Regions from separate parts of the Homo sapiens genome. Here region 1 is linked to region 2. Evidence: chromatin contacts called from ENCODE Hi-C or POLR2A ChIA-PET data. All regions are on one chromosome and are shown on one strand. Each heading gives the region's core, a stretch centred on a gene start or an enhancer-like site at or near the end of the contact. The rest is flanking DNA. Distances are from core to core; before and after follow the strand shown.

Region 1 (2,951 bases), core at 229-2,728, 130 kb after region 2:
GCAAATGATCTGAATAGACAGTTCTCAAAAGAAAACATATAAGTTTATGAAAAGGTGCTCAACATCATTGATCATCAGAGAAATGCATGTCAAAACTACAATGAGATATTATCTCACCTCAGTTAAAATGACTTTTATCCAAAAGGCAGGCAATAATGAATGCTGGTGAGGGTGGGGAGAAAAGGGAACTCTCGTACACTGTTGGTGGGAATGTAAATTAGTACAACCACTATAAAGAACAGTTTGAAGAGTCCTCAAAACACTAAAAATAGAACTACTATATGATCCAGCAATCCCACTGCTGAGTATATACCCAGAAGAAAGGAAATCAGTATATGGAAGAGACATCTGCATTCCCACATTTGTTGCAGCACTGTTCACAATACCCAGGATTTGGAAGCAACCTAAGTGCCCATCAACAGATGAATGAATAAAGAAAATGTGGTACATATATGCAATGGAGTACTATTCAGCCATGAAAAAGAATGAGATCCTGTCTTTGCAACCACATGTTTGAAACTGGAGGTCATTATGTTAAGTGAAACAGGCCAGGCACAAAAAGACAAAGCTCACATGTTCTCACTTATTTGTGGGAGCTAAAAATTAAAACAATTGAATTCATGGAAATGGGAAGGGCAGTGATGGAGATGGGAAGGGCAGTGGGGGTTGGAGGGGTGGGGATTGTTGTTGGGTACGAAAACAGAATTAGATCGAATGAATAAGATCTAGTATTTGATAGCATAACAGGGTGACTTTAGTCAACAATAATTTATTGTACATTTAAAAATAACTAAAAGAGTATACTTGGATTTTAACACAAAGAAAGGATAAATACTTGAGGTGATGGATACCCCATTTACCCTGATGTGATTATTATACATTGTATGCCTGTATCAAAATAGCTCATGTGCCTCATGAATATAGACACCTACCACATGCCCACAAAATTAAAAACTAAAAAAAACAGTCATCTCTGAATGCTAAACGGAGTAAGGGGCTTCCTGGAAGGCTGGGTGAAATGGGAGTCTCGGAAAGATGGTGTGTTGCAGGCTGGGAGGAGGGTGAGACGCTGGGGTCACCTAGAGGGACCTGCTTGTGTGAAGCCTACGTATTAGTGGGTATGTGTGTGACCGGATGGAGGCGTCAGAGGTGTTGGGTAGCCTGTGTGAGTTGGCGTGGGGGTGATGTAGGAGGGGAGAGAGGGAGGGCCTGCGTTCCCTTGGCTCCTGTGTGCAGCTAGGCCCCTATTTGACAATGTGTGTCTGTGTGTGTGTGTGTGTGTGTGTGTGTGTGTGTGTGTGTGTGTGCCGCCCCCAGCGTAGGAGGCAGATCTTTATCTGGCCCTGGGTGCTTGAGGAGTTTCAGGCTTTCTCATAAGCCTCGTCTCCCCGCCTCTCCACCCCAGGCCTTGCCCCTCTATCCTCTGCACAGGAAGTGGGCTGGCTCTGGGCTTTTAGTCTTTGCGGCCCCAGCAGCCAGAGCTCAGCAGGGCCCTGGAGAGATGGCCACGGTCCCAGCACCGGGGAGGACTGGAGAGCGCGCGCTGCCACCGCCCCATGTCTCAGCCAGGTGATGTCCCCCTGCCTCCCTCCCGGCCCCTGTGGACCAGCCAGAGGGCTGGGAGTGAAAGTCACAGAGAAGACTTTCAGCTCTGACTCAGTTCCCCCAGCAGTTTCTGCCTGAACTCCCATCCCCCAACTTTGTCTTAGAATTCCCCTAGGGAGGGGTTGGGCCCAGCTCTCATGGCTCCTGGCTGGAGGAAAAAGCGGTCCCCAGTCCCAGGTCAGCTCTCCTTCCCAACCCATTCAGGGGAGGCTAGGGACTGCTGTGGGATGAGGGGCTTCCCTGGGCTCTGTGTGCTGGGCCCCCAACCCGGAGAGGTGGAGAAGGGATGGGTGGATAGCCTGGGTGCCCGGAGAGGGTACGGGATATGGGGTGGGACAGGCGGGAGCCCCCTCCTGACCTCTGTGGAGTGGGGCCCATATACCGGGGGAGGCAGCCCTGTGTTGCGTGCTCATCAGGAGGCTTGTGGAGTAAGTGGGGACAGAAGGGTCCCCTTGGAGAGCCATCTATGAAGTGAAGTTGCTGCGAGGCCTCTGGGAGCCCCAGGCTGGAGGCAGAGCCCTGGGTTTGAGTCTGGGTTTGTCCCTCCCTTGGCTGCATGACTGGACAGGTCAGAAGCATCTCCGGACATTGGGGATGGGACCCTATCTTTGGGGCTGCCTGGAGCTCATGCTCTCTCCTCTCCTGGGGGCCGAAGCCTCCCACTCTTAACTGTGTTTGTAGCACCTCGGGGGAGGGAGGTGGAGTGAGGAGCTGAGCTATCCCCAAGGGTCCCCTTCCTTCCCCCACAGCCAGGGTCCCGCACCCAGCTGGAGAAGCCCCTGAAGTTAAATAGCAAGAGACAAGCACTGTGTATGGGAGCAGGGGGGTGGCAGGTGGAGGTGGCCAGAGAGGACGAGGGGACATAGGCCCCATTGAGTTCAGAGGTCAAGTTGGATGAACCATGGGCTCCCGAGCTCCTGCTTTACCACCCTGCCCCAGCCACCATATACCCCTGATGGCAGCAGGGGCCCCGAACTGCACCTGACCAGGTTCAAATCCCAGCTCTATGCCCTTCTCGCCTGGGTGAGAGGTTGACCCGTTTCTTAGTCTCCTCATTTGGCAAAAAGGAGGCATACTAGAGCCTCCTCATGGGGCTGTAGGGAGGGCTAAAAGCTGAACTACCCCCGAGCGCTCAGGGCAGGCAGTGTAGGCAGAGAGAGAGCAGGCACCAGTCCCTGTCCCCAGCAGCATCTCTCTGAAAATCAGATGGCTGGGGTCAGCCGCTCCGGGCTTCAGTTCTGGCATGGATCAAATGGGGCAGCAAGACCCACCTTGCAGGGCTGTGGTGGGGACGTAGGCATCCGTGGGTGTGACCAGTTTCAGAGTCATGAACGACAGGGCACGTG
Region 2 (2,973 bases), core at 470-2,969:
AAGACCAACTACTCGATGGAGAACCCATTGACCCCATTTAATCCATTTCCTCCCTAGTACCGGCTGAAGCAAAGCAGAGACTCCCCTCCCCTGCCCTCTCCATAGCCCCGGCCAACCTGGGGCTCTCTCCCGCAGGTTCTCGTCCCTGCTCTGCTGCTGACTGGCCGTGTGACCTCAAGCAAGTCAGTCCCCGTCTCTAGTTCACCTCTGGGAGCCTCAGTTTCCTTATCTGCAACATGGAGACAGCCATCCCTGTAACCTCAGTATGTTAGGACCCGAAAGGACAAAGCGCCCTGCTGGACACACAGGCAGGGGGGTTGCATCTCGGTGGGTGCCCTCCCCCCCTCATCCCACCCTCATGTCTGCTGAGAGGCCTGAGCCAGGTGCTGCCCTTCGCTGGGTCTCCCTGTGCCAACCAGGTGCCCCCAAGCTGTGCTCACTGAGCTGTGATTTTGGGAGCCCCCAAAGCCCATGGGAGAGGCAGGGGTCAGAGTGAGCCCTGGATAGGGATTCAGGGAACAGGATTTGGTCCTGCTCCTGCCTTAGAGAGGCTGTTTTCCTCCCTTGGCCTCTTTTCTCCCTTCTGCCACTGGGGGGGCTGTTGAAATGGATCAGTGGTTCTCTGGGTTCCCTGGGGCCCGAGGCTTCCATCTGGGGGTGGGGAGGAAGGGGGATGCCCAGTGGGCGGGGCCAGGCTGCTCCACATTAGGTGCGTTTGAAGCAAGGGTGCTCCTGGACAAGGCTGAGGTCATCTGGACCTGGGGAGCAGACAGCTCCCACGAGCCCTTAGGTTCTGGAATTCCAGCAGCCGTGTTCACCAGAACTGTTGCAGCTCTGGAGCATGCTGACATCCAGGGTGCAGAAACTTGGCCCCTCTACCGGGCCTTCAATTTGCCTCCCAAAACACGACCCTGATGTTCTTTTCCTCACCATCTTTGCAGCCTCCTTTCTCCTCTTTCTCCCCAGACACATTGTCTTAGTAGCTGGGGAGGGTTTCAACCAGAGCCTCTGTTGCTCACTCCTGGCCCTCCCCTGGCTCTAGGCAGCGTCCTCAGCCTCCCCAAAGACCACCCCAACCCCCGGGGGCCAAAAAGGGGCCTCAAGGCCCTTGTATCACCCAGACAAGCATCGCCATCACCAACATCCCATCATCATCTTAATCGCAAGTCACTTTTCTGAGTCCACCTCTGAGCCTTTGGACTGGCTGTTCCTTCTGGCTGGAATGTTTGTTCCTTAGAAAGCCCCTTAGCTGACATCTTCCTCAGGTCCCTCATCAGACAGCATCTCCTCTTGGGGCCTTTTCCACCATGCATTCCTGTCTTCCTTACCCTGCTTTACTGTTCTTCATCCTACCTGCCATCAACTGACATATGGAATCACATTAGAGTCACTGCCGGTCTCCTCATCTAGAGCACAAGCCTATGAAGGGGGAAACAGCGTCTGCTTTGCTACTGCTGTGTGTCCAGCCCCTAGAACGCAACTGGACACACAGGCTGAGCCCACAAATGTTTGCTTCTTGCAGCTGCATTTCCCACCTGCGCTGTATTCCTTTATCTAGGACCCTGTGAGGCAGGGGCTGCTGTCCCATTCTAAAAGAGAGCACCCTGAGGCCCAGAGAGGTTGACGGCAGTTGCTTACCTGGGTGGCACAGGTCCATTCCGACGCCTCTGGGGAAAAGATGACCCGTGCTCCTGTCGCTTGCCGACCCAGCTGCTGTTCGGGCTGGCCCGGCAAGGATGCGTCACCTTGACTGTAACAGGCTCCTTCCTGCTTGCCCCGCCCAGCCCTGTGTGGGGAGGAAGTCAGTCCTGGCCCACGGGGGTCTCGTGTGCAGGCTTTTGACAAAACAGCACTTCCTAAAAACTGGCAGAGTTTTGAGCAGCAGGGACTTTTGCCAGGGAGGGACAGAGGTGGAAACAAACAAACAAACAAACAAACAAACAGATGAAGTGAGGGGAGGGCCAGATAAAAAAGAGAAAGACAGTGAGACAGAAAGAAACACACAGACACATATGCACATACACACGTACACATGCACAGACACCGAGGGCGATGTTCACTGAGGACGAACATTTTCCAGGGGACCATGGGCATTCACGTGGCAGCCTCCTCACATATATGCCATAGGAGCGCCCAACTTGGACAGTCCTAGCAGGGCCCCCTGTGTTCCACCCCACAAGCTCTCTTCCAACTCCCACTTGAGAAGAGACAAATGAATTCACTGCTAGGAAGGGCTTTGCTTCCCTTCAAAGAAATATCTGGCTTTTTCTTGTCTAGTGAACAATCGGGTAATATGTTCCACTTTCCTTCTCCCCCAGGCTGCTGGGAAACTCATCGTCAAATCCAAAGCTCATCGACAGCTATTCTATGATGTCATGTGAACTTTGGGGCCTGACTCAGCTGTTTGACTCTCAGCTAGGGCTAGTCAGCCTCGCTTTGCTTATCTCTGAAAGGGGAATAACACTAACTCGGGGATATGGAAACCATGGAGTGAGAGGATGTGTCGGAGATGCTTGGGACATAGTAGGTGCTCAATAAACACTTTCTCCTTTGATTTTAATTATCTTCTTTGGTTAAAATGTATCATGTTATTCCTTGTGCCTTTTCTGGCAGGTTGGTTCAAATCCTTTCTGCAAAAAGCTTTGCTGTAAAGAAACAGGTATAAATTAAATGTGAATTCCCTATAACTTCAGGACACATGCAGAGTTATTCATCTGTTTCCCCATTACTCTCCAGGCCCCATGAGGGCAAGGTTACCTTTTGTGTTCTGGTGTGTGGTAAAATGCTGGGGACATAGAGGGTGTGCAAGTGTGGAATGAATGAACAAATGAATGAATGAATGAATGAATGAAGGGAACATGGAAGAGATCACGGCCGATGTGAAAGCTAGCTACAAGTTCACCTCCTTTTCACTATGCCGCCGCTTCTGCTGTCAAGGGGCGAAGTCCATTTCTCCTTCCTTGGAAGCTGAGC

What was found. A loop is a pair of places that touch in the nucleus more often than their neighbours do. ChIA-PET counts read pairs that join two places held with the same protein, here RNA polymerase II (POLR2A). Pooled maps may share reads with other maps.
Region 1: a pooled map shows a loop between it and region 2 (2.9-fold over the local background). The contact joins the promoter of IL2RB here to the promoter of CYTH4 in region 2. A Hi-C loop is called at or near these places in 1 of 37 single-sample maps with no recorded cell type and 4 of 50 pooled maps. POLR2A ChIA-PET finds 5 or more read pairs at or near these places in 4 of 52 experiments (A673, activated CD4-positive, alpha-beta T cell, activated naive CD4-positive, alpha-beta T cell and 1 more).

Annotation. Positions count from the first base shown.
Region 1 is chr22:37,148,443-37,151,393 of GRCh38, reverse strand. It overlaps IL2RB (interleukin 2 receptor subunit beta), which reads left to right and starts at 1,478. Exons shown (of 10, transcript NM_000878.5): 1 at 1,478-1,569. RefSeq lists enhancers at 1,108-1,219, 1,302-1,333, 1,416-1,438 and a promoter at 613-1,568.
Region 2 is chr22:37,281,254-37,284,226 of GRCh38, reverse strand. It overlaps CYTH4 (cytohesin 4), which reads right to left and starts at 1,719. Exons shown (of 13, transcript NM_013385.5): 1 at 1,639-1,719. The coding sequence starts at 1,657. RefSeq lists enhancers at 315-364, 1,911-1,960.